Regions from separate parts of the Homo sapiens genome. Here all the other regions are linked to region 3. A link is a contact called in ENCODE Hi-C or POLR2A ChIA-PET data. All regions are on one chromosome and are shown on one strand. Each heading gives the region's core, a stretch centred on a gene start or an enhancer-like site at or near the end of the contact. The rest is flanking DNA. Distances are from core to core; before and after follow the strand shown. Region 1 holds the start of LINC02724 (long intergenic non-protein coding RNA 2724). Region 2 overlaps MARK2 (microtubule affinity regulating kinase 2). Region 3 holds the start of STIP1 (stress induced phosphoprotein 1).

Region 1 (4,016 bases), core at 482-2,981, 260 kb after region 3:
TCCTGCCTCAGCCTCCGGAGCAGCTGGGATTACAGGTGCACACCACCACATCTGGCTAATTTTTGTATTTTTAGTACAGAAGGGGTTTCACCATGTTGGCCAGGCAGGTCTGGAACTCCTGACCTCAAGTGATCTGCCCACCTCAGCCTCCCAAAATGCTGGGATTACAGGCGCGAGCCACTGCACCCCGCCCGTTTTTTTCTTTTCTTTATAAAAGTTGAAATACACTAGCTGTATCTAGTTTCGGGATGTGCATGATAATTGGATACATTCCTATAATCAAATCAGGGTAATTGGGATGTCCATCATCTTAAATATTTATCTTTTCCTTGTGCCAGGAACATTAGGATTATTCTTTTCTAGCAATTTTGAAGTGTACAATCGATTAATGTCACCCTACTGATCTATTGAACACCAGATGTTATTTCGTCTATGTAAGTGTGTATTTGTACCCACTCATCAACCTTTCTTCATCCCCTCCTTTCCCCCTCCCCTTCCTGGCCTCTAGTAAGCAGGTTGCTGTTGCAAATTACGTATTGAAGAAACTGGCGCTTTGTCCTATGGTTGCCTGCAGTCTGGATTTTGCTGGTCACGTCCCCTTAGCTTTGTTGAGCAGGCTCCCCAGTCCCTGTATTTCTTGTAATTTGATAGTTGGCAAACTTTTTCCATAAAGAGCCAGCGAGTAAATATTTTGGGCTTTGTGGGCTATAACAGTCTCTGTGGCAATTCCTCAACTCTGCTGTCACAGCGAGGCCGCAGCCAGAGACAACATGTAAACAGCGGAGCAGGGCTCCGTTCCCACAGCGCGGGATCTGGGTCCCAGTTTGCACAGCCCTGAGTCGAGGGTGGATCCAATCCAGGTCTGATACAGCATTTCAATGGTGATGCCGCAGCCTTCCACACTGAGGCACTTAACACCCCATTGTTCCCAATTGCATTTTAACTGAAAAAATACAAAAAGAGATCAAAACTGAAAGTGCAGTTTCCTCATGGTCCCACCACATTTTGGAGAAGTGTATAAATGGAGAAGTGAAAGCTCCATCTTCTGCCCCTTCCCCATGAGAGAGCCTCTATTCACAGCCAGGTCAGTTTCTTCCAGACTGTTAACATCCGTGTGAGTGCACATGTCTACACTGCGTGGAGCCTGCCTGCTTCCTGCCCCGCAGGCGTGTCTGCTGTGGGAAGGCTGGAGTTCTGACCTTCCCCCTCCCCCTCTGGGTGACAGGTGGCTCAGTTCTCTTCCCTGCCACGTTCAAGACCAGGTTGGGGGAGGGGGTGAATGTCACTATTCCCCTGACTGCCACTGTGGAGAGGGGAGACCCTCGCCCCTTTTCTGAATTTTTCCTTACCCCTTTCCTTGGAATAAAGCAAACACCAGACCCAAATGGATTTTAAGTGACACTTTCCCAAGAGTCTGGAGAGGGGACAGAGACTGGACGTGGTGTGTCCTGCCTGAGCCGAGTCATCTGGTTACGAGGGCAGGGGCAGGCTGGGGTGGGGCTCATGCGCCCCGGAAGCACCCTGGCTCCTCGCTCTCCCATGCCTCTCCCTTTATGTCCTCTGCTGTCCAGCGCCTGGGCCCCGGCCCTCCCTGGGACACCATCCTGCCCTGCCCGAGTCGTGGCTCTCCAGTCTCTTTCGGGGACTCGCCCCTGGCACCCACTAGATGGCGCTCCCGGCCACTCAGCTCCCCCTGCCTCGCTTGGGGTGGTGCTGGACGTCGGGAGCGCTGGCCTCTGCTCTGCTGATTTGCAGGTGGGAGTGCAGGGTGAGCCCGGCGCAGGGGATAGGAGGTGGGGGAGTCGAGAGCTGGAGTCAGGCGCCGCTCACGCTGGGATGACGGAGTGTTAACCTCAGACTCTGGGTCCCTTTGGGCCGAAGCTTTAAGAAAACAGGGGCAGCGAGCCCGGCGTCCCAAGGAGCCTTGCCAAACTGGGCATGGAGAACGGGCCTCCTGGATGGCCACCCGCCCAGCTGCCAAAGAGGCCGGAGAGCTGGAGCCGGGACTTGGAGGATCTTCTTCAGAGAGGCAGGAGGGCGGTCCGAACGTGCCCCCACCCCTGACCTCAAGCCCATGTGGAGAGGGCCAACAGAGCCTCTTGGAGAGCTGGATTTGCGTCCTCTGCAGCTTGGGGGACACGTCGTTGATGGTGACTGACACGCCCCAGAGATAGTGACATGATGATTAAGAGTGACAGCCTGAGGGAGCTGAGCGCAGCATGGCTGGTCTGGCAGCTGCTGTCGGTGTCGCGACCCCACCCCACTTCCCCGGCTCCCTGCCTCCTTCGCTGGAGAAGCATCCTCAGCCAATGGAGCCACAATACCTGGTACGTTCAGGCGACGCCCACAGCCCACGGCTAACTGTACAAAAGACTGTTCCCTCGCCTGCCTCTAGATGGCGATACCTCTGCCCCAGGGCCCCCTGCATATCTGCCAGAGCTGTATTTACCCTGGGACCACGCCTTTACCGAGTCCTTTCTCCTTCCCCGCCCCTCTGCCCTCACATCCTGGGCGGCTTGTCCCAGGATGAGCCCTCCCCTAGTAAATCCCTGTCTTGGGCTCTGTTTTCAGACAGCTGAAGGCAGGGAACAGCAGGAGGGGCCCCAGGAAGCTGGCCCCAAGGACGGGATGCTGCAGGAGGATGCCCCGCTGGCCCCTGGTGACTGGAGCCCGTTGCGGAGGCCCCTGGCACGAGGTGGCAGAGCAGCTGCTCAGGCCTCCGCCTGTGGTCACCTGGGACAGGACTCAGGTGGACGGGGATGCCCGGCTCGTTTAATATCACTGATGTTGAGAGACAGATGGGAAAATAGCCGTGAGAAGGACGTGGAGTGGGGAGGCTGTCACTGAATACTACTGACACTTAGAAGAGGGAAAATGACAAGTTCAGGGCCACGCATCACCAATTTAAAGCAAAGTCAGGATTCCTTGGCAGAATTTAACGAAATGCTTCTCTTCTATAGCCAGGGGTCAGAGGGCAGAAGACAAGGTGCAGGACTCCAGAGAAGGCCAAATTTCCAGCCCAGGGAAGTCCCTTCTCCAAAGTCAGGGCCCCAAAGGGAAGGGTGGGGTCCCTGATATCTGAGATGGACTATCTGAGGAGACACTCTTGAGACATTGAACCCCCAGATTCTCCTGTACCTCCTGGCCTGCAGAAGTGACCCATTGCCTCTGTTGGAAGACAGAGGTCCTCTTTTGCTTAAAGACCATGCAGAAACTAAGGGAAGGGACCTTACAAGATAAGGAGTTCCTCTCTCCAGCATCTGTCCCCACCTCCCCTCCTGACCACCAGGCTCAAAGCTGGATCATATCTCAGCATGACCTGACCAAGGATGTGCTTTGCATGCCAGGGACCAAGAGGGATTAACAAGCAGAGGAGTGGTGGGAGCAAGCCAGCAGGGACCAGCCGGGTCTAGAGAATGTTCCTAGATGTGGACTCTGAAGGTTCTAGATCAAGGGAGGCTGCATAGTAGCTGGAGACTGGAGAGTTAATTAGTACAGAAAGACTCCCTAACCCCTAAAAAGGCCCTGGGAAGATTCTAATATGTTGCTTGGGAGGGTTCTTTTTTTTTGAGACAGAATTTCTCTCTGTCGCCCAGGCTGGAGTACAGTGGTGCGATCTTGGCTCTGCAACCTCCACTTCCCAGGTTCAAGCGATCCTCCTGTCTCAGCCTCCCGAGTACCTGGGATTACAGGCATGCACCACCATGCCCAGATAATGTATTGTTTTTTTTTTTTTTAGTGGAGATGGGATTTTGCCATGTTGGCCAGGCTGGTCTCGAACTCTTGACCTCAAGTGATCTGTCCACCTTGGCCTCCCAAAGTGCTGGGATTACAGGTGTGAGCCACAGTGCCCAGCACTTGAGGCAGTTCTTGAAAGCTTGGAAGAAGTGATAGTGCATAGGCGATGAAGTGGAGATGTCAGAACAGCCCTGGAGGAAGGTATGCAAAGTCTCAGAGAAGTGGACACGCCAGAATGGCTCTTCTATTGTAGGTTGTACAGGAAAACAGTGTGACAA
Region 2 (3,864 bases), core at 275-2,774, 310 kb before region 3:
TAATAGTGAACAAGACAGCCAACAAGAGTTGTGAAGGAGGCCGTTCAGCAAGCAATGAAGTGCTAGTGCAGGAAGGCCCGAGCTGGGAAATGTCCGGAGAGACCCTGTGAAGTGATGCAGGGATCAGGAAAGCTTCCTGGTGGAAGCAATGTCTGAGCTGAGGCTCACCACAAAGAGGAATGGGAGTGACTGCTAGAGGGAAAGTGTTCCAGGCAGTGGAAAGCTGTGGCCAAGACCTGGGGGGGTCTGAGAGGCCATTGTACATTTGAAGACAGGTGGCTGGAACCCAGAGTGAGACTCTAGGAAGGGAAGAGAGTTAGTCTGGAGCTGCAGGCAGGGAAGGGGAGACAGCCAGCTCATAATACAGTGTGGGCAAAAATCCAGAAACCATGTGGATCTAATTTGATATCAATTTTACATGTATATGTGTATATACCTACACACACATACATAAAATCAGTTATGTTTGTGTGTGTGTATATGCATATTTGTGTGTGTGTGTACGTGCGTGCATACAGAAAGTTGTTTTTTTAAGGCATGCTTTAAATACGAAGCCATCACTTCCTTTTCCCAGTCCTGGGTGCCTTTTGAGATGAGTGTTGGTGCTCCCCCCACCGCCATGTGCCATCTTCTGGAGTAAGAGGGAGTGCTTTCACTGTGTGCAGGTGTGGCTAAAGAGTATTCACTGTGTGCAGGTGTGGGTGAAGAGTATTCACCGTGTGCAGGTGTGGCTGAAGAGTATTCACCGTGTGCAGGTGTGGCTGAAGAGTATTCACCGTGTGCAGGTGTGGCTGAAGAGTATTCACCGTGTGCAGGTGTGGGTGAAGAGTATTCACCGTGTGCAGGTGTGGCTGAAGAGTATTCACTGTGTGCAGGTGTGGCTGAAGAGTATTCACTGTGTGCAGGTGTGGGTGAAGAGTATTCACTGTGTGCAGGTGTGGGTGAAGAGTATTCACTGTGTGCACGTGTGGCTGAAGAGTATTCACTGTGTGCAGGTGTGGGTGAAGAGTATTCACTGTGTGCAGGTGTGGGTGAAGAGTATTCACTGTGTGCAGGTGTGGGTGAAGAGTATTCACAGTGTGCAGGTGTGGGTGAAGAGTATTCACTGTGTGCAGGTGTGGGTGAAGAGTATTCACTGTGTGCAGGTGTGGGTGAAGAGTATTCACAGTGTGCAGGTGTGGGTGAAGAGTATTCACTGTGTGCAGGTGTGGGTGAAGAGTATTCACTGTGTGCAGGTGTGGGTGAAGAGTATTCACTGTGTGCAGGTGTGGGTGAAGAGTAGGCTGTCCAGGATTTCAATCCTTGGCTTTTGCTCTGCAGCAAGGGCTGGCTGAGGGCACTGTGAGGCTTCTTCAGGCCCAGGAGTCAGGCCCACTTTCCCTTTTCTCTTGAGGGAATGACTCAGAGAACACTCCTGCCACCGGAGGTTCTGCAGGCTTTTGAGAGGCAGCCAGTGGAGGCTGATGGTAGCAGTTGGTGAGAAAGAGGAAGTATGTAGTGGCCATTCCTCCGGCCACTCCTGACAAATATTTCTGTCACTAAACAGCACCTCTCTGTGGCAGCCTTGGGCTGTGTTCTGGAAAGGGAGGAGCTTTCCTCTCCCTGTGGGAGGGCCTGTCATCTGTGGCTTCTGCTTTGCCCTTGGCCACAGACTAGATTGCACAACACAGCCAATGAGAGTCCCTCTTCCCTCACAAGTGCTTGGAGTGCAGACCTTAACTTACAGGGTTGTAGAAGTGACCGTGTTCCACACTGCAGGGTCCAGGTCACAGCCGGCAAAGCACATGAAAATTGACCTAAGGTTAGAATGTGATTATCCTACTGGGAAAGGTTTACTGGGACAGCATTTCACTTCTGACTCCATAGGCTGTCGTCTCCTGCCAGGGAGTGAGTTTTGTTTCCATGCTTGTCCAGTCTTTACTGCTTTCCCAGAGGCCATAAACCTGCCTTTTCCCAGAGGCCATAAACCTGCCCACCTCCTGCTATGTTCTAGTTCTGATAGGAGTACCATTCAGAGTTCTTGGCAGGGGACCAACCCGCTTCTACCGTGGTTGGTTTCCCCTCCTTTTCCCAGCTTGTTTGATGTGCACGTTCTCCAAAATTCTTATGCAGCTGGTTGGCTCTGTAGTGCCCAGAGATTGGAGCTCCTGCAACGGGAACCCCGCCGCTTCCCTCCCTGGTTTTAGGGGCAGGGCTTGAAAATAAAGAATCATAATCTCCCTTCCTCCTCCTCCTCCTCTCCCCCACTTCTCCCTGCCCCCACCCCCACCCCCACCCCCACCCTGCCAGGCAAACTGGAGTGACCAGCTCAGAGCGGGACTCAGTCCACCTCCCTGCTCTGCATGTCAGCAGTGATCTGGAGGAGATTCCGGGGCGCATGAGTATGTGAACTCTGGAGCACGTTACTGTCCCGGGCTGGCACTCTGTGGCAGGTGTGTGCACTCATTCTGCTGTTACTGGAGACCAGTCTCCTTAGGGGTGATGGTGACCCAGCTAGATGTCTGCCAGGTCTGTCCAAGGCCACCCTGTTCTCTAATAGCTTGGGAAATGGAAAGCACTTCTAAATACCCCTGCTCTTCAGAAGAGCTGGCTGGGTGGTTTGGGGAGTTTCTTCTTTGAATCTCTTAGAGTACAATATCCCTTTTTTCCCGAAAGCCAGGTTCTTTAGTTCCTAAGCTCCATTCTCTTGTTGCTAACTTACTACCTTCAGTTTTCTTAGGTTGGGTGCATCTTCCCTGGCCTCAACAAGACAGTGGCTGAAAGGTCAAGAGAGTGGTAGCTGCTCCTTTGAGAGAAAGGGGATGTTGGAGTGGGAGCACAGGCTGCCAGCAGTTGTTTCACCTTCCCCCTTTGGCTGGCTAGGAAAGGGGCACCACTTTAGTCTTCTGCCAACCTCCACAGCCAGCTGTGGGAAAACCCAAAAGGAAACATCCTCTCGCTGCTAAGACTTGAGAGCCTGAGGCAGAGACCAGCCAGTAGCAGCCCGACCCTGCTGAATGGGGAGGATTGTTTATTTTATTTTATTTTTTTCTGAGACGGAGTCTTGCTCTGTTGCTCATGCTGGAGTGCAGTGGCGCGATCTCGGCTCGCTGCAACCTCCACACCCCAGATTAAAGCGATTCTTCTGCCTCAGCCTCCCGAGTAGCTGAGACTGCAGGCATGCGCCACCACGCCCAGCTAATTTTTGTATTTTTAATAAGAGACAGAGCTTCACCATGTTGGCCAGGCTGGTCTTGAACTCCCGAACTCAGGTGATCCGCCTGCCTCGGCCTCCCGAGGGACTGGGATTACAGGCATGAGCTACTGTGCCCAGCCTGAAGATTGGTTATTTAGGGGCTGTGACAAATGGTTTTGCAGAGGAGCACTGGAAAGCCTGTAACTTCACAGAGCCAGGGGTCAGCTTTTGTGCCATAGCCTTATAGCTTCTGTGGCCTGTAGTGCCTGAGGCCAGGGGATCAGGTGCTGACCACCTTTCCCTCTTCCTTCCTGTGTCTTGCGGCCAGCGACTGTTATTGTCAGGTTGACCCTCTGGTTAGAGAGGATGACTTTGGCCTGGTGTCCAGACTCCCTGCTGCCTTATCCCCTCTGCCCTGGAACTGCACCTAAAAACAATTACTTTCCTCCTGATTCCAACATAAGTGGTCACAGAAAGTTCTGTTTTGGCATTTTGATTTCTGATTGGGAGTTTAGGCATCTGAGAATTGAATGCTTGCTTTATACAAATATACCCTTAAGACATCTCCTCTTTTTTCAGCCCTACATGCTTTGCTTGGGTATTAATTGAACTTGGGGCTTTTTAGGGACCTTATGTTGCCTACCTTCCTAGTTTCCCCTCCACTCCACCCCCAAAAAACCCAAAGAACA
Region 3 (4,045 bases), core at 139-2,638:
AGCACTTTCAAGTGAGGGATTACCAGGTTTGCGGATCTGCTGCAACTTGGCTGCAGTGTCCAAAATGGGTGGGGCAGGTGGAATTAAAGATGAGGCTGTGGAGACAAGCTACTGGCAGAGAGGACACACTTTAAACCCTGGGAAGATATCATTACCCAGAGAGGGGGAAGGATGAGGACACTGCAGAGCCCAACATCATCGCCAGACCCGAGTCATGCGGCTCCTTTGTTCCAGGAACCAAGGCTGACCCTAGAAGCAATAGCAGCATTTTCACTCCGCAGGTGCATCTCTTCCACGCTTTGGGGTGCCTGCCCTGCCTCCGACTTCTGGGGCTGGGATTTAAGGCCCTACCAGGGCACAGCTCGCCAGCTCACAGGCGGTCAACTACTGATTCAGTTCTTCGTCTCCTTCACTCCTTTACATCGGACTCACGAGGGCTGAGGGGCAGCTCCCTTTCGTTAAGTGCTTCCCGCGTGCTCAACACCGCACGAATTCCCCTCGGCCCTACAGGACCAAACGACCGGCGCGCTGAGAAAGGGTGTGCGGTTCCACTGAGGACGCCCAAGCGGGACAGCCGGGCCCGCCGCGGTGAGATCCCCGGCCTGTCCAGCCCAAGCCCAAGCGCCCTCGCGGTCACGTGGCATTTCCGGAACATTCAGAACCTAACAGCCAGGAGGCAGGAGGGCCGGGCCGAGGCCGGAGCGCTGGACAACGCGGGTAGCTGGCGCTCGAGGGACAGGCAGCTCCCACCGGCTAGGACCCCCATCCCGATGCGCGGGCGAAGGGCTGGGGCCCTGTGCCGCTGGCGATCCCGGGGACCGCCTGGAACTCGCGGCACTCGGGAGCGAGAGGGAAAGCAACCCAGAGGCCCCGCAGCCGCCGGCGACACAGCTACAGACCCCGACTGCAGCCGGTACTCCCATATATCAGGGGCGGGGCGAAACCCGGCCTTTTGAAGGGCAGCGATTTAAACCAATCAGCGCAAAGAGTTGGCAACCCTCCGCCCAATTGGAATCGCTCTCATTCTGAAGGCGGTTCCGACATGGAGTCCGGCAGCCCAATGGGAGAGGTGGAAATTTCCAGAACGATCAGAACCAATGGGCGCGGCCAGCGCGGCTACGATTGGCAGTGCAAAAGACCAATCCGTGTCGCAGAAGTTCGCTCCTCCCTCCATTCGTGGAGCCTGAGATGGGTGGGTTTATAGAGGAGCGCCCAATCCTGAGGTGCGGGGGAGGCAGGGTTGAGGGAATTACTCCCCGCTGTCCAATGAGAAGGAAGTGGAGATGATGGGCTGGACCTCAAGCCAATAGTAGAGCAGCACAGACATTCCCCCTAGAAGAACTCGACCAGTGAGCAGGCGAGGAAGGGGCGGGAGCCGGGGTCCCGGTAGCTTCTAGTAGGTTCCAGAAGGCGGCGCGTGCGGTTGGGAACGCGGAGCGGACGGATTCGATTCAACGGGGTTCCGGACCGCGCTGCGCTATGGAGCAGGTGAAGGGGGAGGGGCGGGCTGAGGCCCCGAGCCTGCTCGGGGACCGGCGGTGGCCAGGCCGCGGTAGGGGGGCGGGGCGGGCGCCGGATCCAGGAGACCGGAGCTCGGCGCTGGGGCCGGACGGGGCGGCGGCGGGGAGGTGAGGGCCGCGGGCGGCGGGCGGGAGCGGGATCTTTAGCGAGGCCGGCCGCGGGGAGCGCCCATCGCCCCCTGGTTGGGCGAGGAGGGCCCGGCGGAGGCCACAGCTTGGGTGAGTCCGGCCGGCGGCGGGAAGAGGGGTCGCGACCGGGCCCTGAAGGCGTCCCGAGGGGGCGGCTGCGGGCCATGTTGGGGAGGGTGCGGGCCGCAGGGGGCGGGGTGGAGGTGGGCCGGGGGCCGGGGTCCGCACCCGCGAGGTAGCCCTCCGGGAGATCTCAGACGGCCGACGGAGAAACCGCTCGGGACTTAGCCACGAGGAACTTGGACGGATCCAGGGAGCGGGGACGGGGATACACTGGGAGTAGCCGAGGATCTTAGCAGCCTGGGATGCAGTTGGGGCAAATGTTACTCTTCTACATCTGAGAAGGTCAGGGTGGGAGAGCGTTGAGCGGGGGTCTGAGGAGCGACAGACCGACTCTACCTGATGCGGGAAAGGGAAGGGTGCCGCAAAAGTCCTTGGGACGAATTCCATCTCTGACAGTGTTTTACAAATGTATTGCGGCCCCTCCCCCTCTTTTTGTATGCTTGTGTGTGTGATTGTCGAGTGACCGAGGACCAACACTTCCGAAAGGTGGGTCTGAAAGATGGGTTTCTGACGACCCGGGGGTGGTTGTAGACAATTTACAGAGATCAACCGCTGGAAGTTATGGGCCTCTACTGAGCATTTGAGGGGCCGAGTTTGAAGCGGTTGCTGCTTCCTTTCAGTGACTTGGTTATGTCCTCAGTAGCTTGCGGTTATGAAAGGCCTAGAGGTTTTGTTCGATTTGAAGCTGTCATTGAGCTGTAATGATTCATCGGAAGAAAAAGGACAAAACAACCTCCAAGAAACCTCTACCAACCTCCGAGAAATCATCCTCCCGCTCGGGAGTACTACTGTCTTCGCTCCGGGCCCATAACACTTGGGGGTGACAATTCTGAAACTATACCTGGTATCTGGTTCTTACTTCAGGGCCATAAAACTAAGATCGCCCACACTCTCCCCTTAAATAAGACATCTCGATGGACTAGTGACTACCATCCTTTTTTTGGTGTGAGCTACAGAGCTGAGCCTTTGGTCTCTTGTAGCAGTTGCTGCTTTAGGCAAAGCTCGAGCTTCCTTGCTGTATTAAAAAGAGTGGAAATGAAGTTAGTAAACTTTTTTGTGCCCATATAATATTTCAGTTGTATCTAGGGTTAAATGGGCTGTAGTATAGGTGAGGAAAAGATTTCTGGAATAAGACGTTGCTCTTTTACCTTTAAGAAAGGATCTGGGGCCGGGCACCGTGGCTCAGCCTGTAATCCCAGCACTTTGGGAGGCCGAGGCAGGCGGATCACGAGGTCAGGAGATCGAGACCATCCTGGCTAGCACAGTGAAACCCCGTCTCTACTAAAAATACAGAAGAAAAATTAGCCGGGCGTGGTGGCGGGAGCCTGTAGTCCCAGCTACTCGGGAGGCTGAGGCAGGAGAATGACGTGAACCCTGGGGGCAGCTTGCAGTGAGCCGAGATTGCGCCACTGCACTCCAGCCTGGGCCATAGAGCGAGACTCCGTCTCCCTCCAGCCTGGGCCACAGAGCGAGACTCCGTCTCAAAAAAAAAAAAAAAAAAAAGGATCTCGGCTGGGCGCAGTGGCTCACGCTTATAATCCTAGCACTTTGGGAGGCCAAGGTGGGCGAATCACCTGAGGTCAGGAGTTCTACACCAGCCTGGCCAACATGGTGAAACCCCCTCTCTACTAAAAGTACAAAAATTAGCGGGTCATGGCGCAGGCCTGTAATCCCAGCTATTGGAGAGGCTGAGATAGGAGAATTGCTTCAACCCGGGAGGCGTAGGTTGCAGTGAGCTGTGATCACGCCACTGCACTCTAGCCTGGGTGACAGAGTGAGACTCCATCTCAAAAAAAAAAAAAAAAGAAAAGAAACGATTTCTGTTACCAAATTTATTTTGTATTTTTTTTAGAGACAGGGTCTGGTTCTGTGGCCCAGGCTGAAGTGCCCTGGTGGGATCATAGCTCACTGCAGCCTCAAGTTCCTGGCCTCAAGCGATCCTCCTGCCTCACTCTCCTGAGTAGCTGGGCACACCACCACAACTGGCTAATTTTAACATTTTTTGTAGAGACGGGGCTCTTGCTGTTTCCCAGGCTGGTCTCGAATTTCTAGGCTCAAGCAATCCTCTAGCCTTGGCCTCCCACTTCATTAGCACTAGGATTACAGGCGTGAGTCACCTTGCCTGGTCTTAAAATGTTTGTTTTTAAATTACCACTACTGGTGATAGAAGTGTATGTACAGGTAGGTAGATGGTGAATGAATATTTGACTTAGGACAGCAAACTGGCATGGCAGCTGTACAGATGACCTGGCATTTAATCCCAGGTGTGTTTG

What was found. Hi-C counts contacts between places; a loop is a spot of excess contacts on that map. ChIA-PET counts read pairs that join two places held with the same protein, here RNA polymerase II (POLR2A). Pooled maps may share reads with other maps.
Region 1: a pooled map shows a loop between it and region 3 (16-fold over the local background). The contact joins the promoter of LINC02724 here to the promoter of STIP1 in region 3. A Hi-C loop is called at or near these places in 1 of 37 single-sample maps with no recorded cell type and 3 of 50 pooled maps. POLR2A ChIA-PET finds 5 or more read pairs at or near these places in 1 of 52 experiments (WTC11).
Region 2: a loop to region 3 is called in a pooled map, with 3 times the contacts of the local background. The contact joins the enhancer-like site here to the promoter of STIP1 in region 3. A Hi-C loop is called at or near these places in 6 of 50 pooled maps. POLR2A ChIA-PET finds 5 or more read pairs at or near these places in 7 of 52 experiments (CD4-positive, alpha-beta T cell, GM10248, MCF 10A and 4 more).

Annotation. Positions count from the first base shown.
Region 1 is chr11:64,447,326-64,451,341 of GRCh38, forward strand. LINC02724 (long intergenic non-protein coding RNA 2724) reads left to right here and starts at 1,732. Exons shown (of 2, transcript NR_073177.1): 1 at 1,732-2,327; 2 at 2,572-4,016. RefSeq lists an enhancer at 2,071-2,320, a cis regulatory region at 2,210-2,479 and a silencer at 2,257-2,452.
Region 2 is chr11:63,870,632-63,874,495 of GRCh38, forward strand. All of the region lies in intron 1 of MARK2 (microtubule affinity regulating kinase 2), which reads left to right. Among named protein-coding and RNA genes, the nearest start is that of MARK2, 33 kb to the left of the region's middle. RefSeq lists an enhancer at 1,215-1,324. Within about 2 kb of position 1,525, at least 27 of the 41 ENCODE cell types and tissues checked have a DNase peak (open chromatin) inside an H3K27ac peak, as active enhancers do.
Region 3 is chr11:64,184,783-64,188,827 of GRCh38, forward strand. It overlaps STIP1 (stress induced phosphoprotein 1), which reads left to right and starts at 1,389. Exons shown (of 14, transcript NM_006819.3): 1 at 1,389-1,488. The coding sequence starts at 1,480. It overlaps LOC124902686 (a long non-coding RNA gene), which reads right to left and starts at 899. Exons shown (of 2, transcript XR_007062712.1): 1 at 1-899. RefSeq lists an enhancer at 512-581 and silencers at 702-841, 1,542-1,601.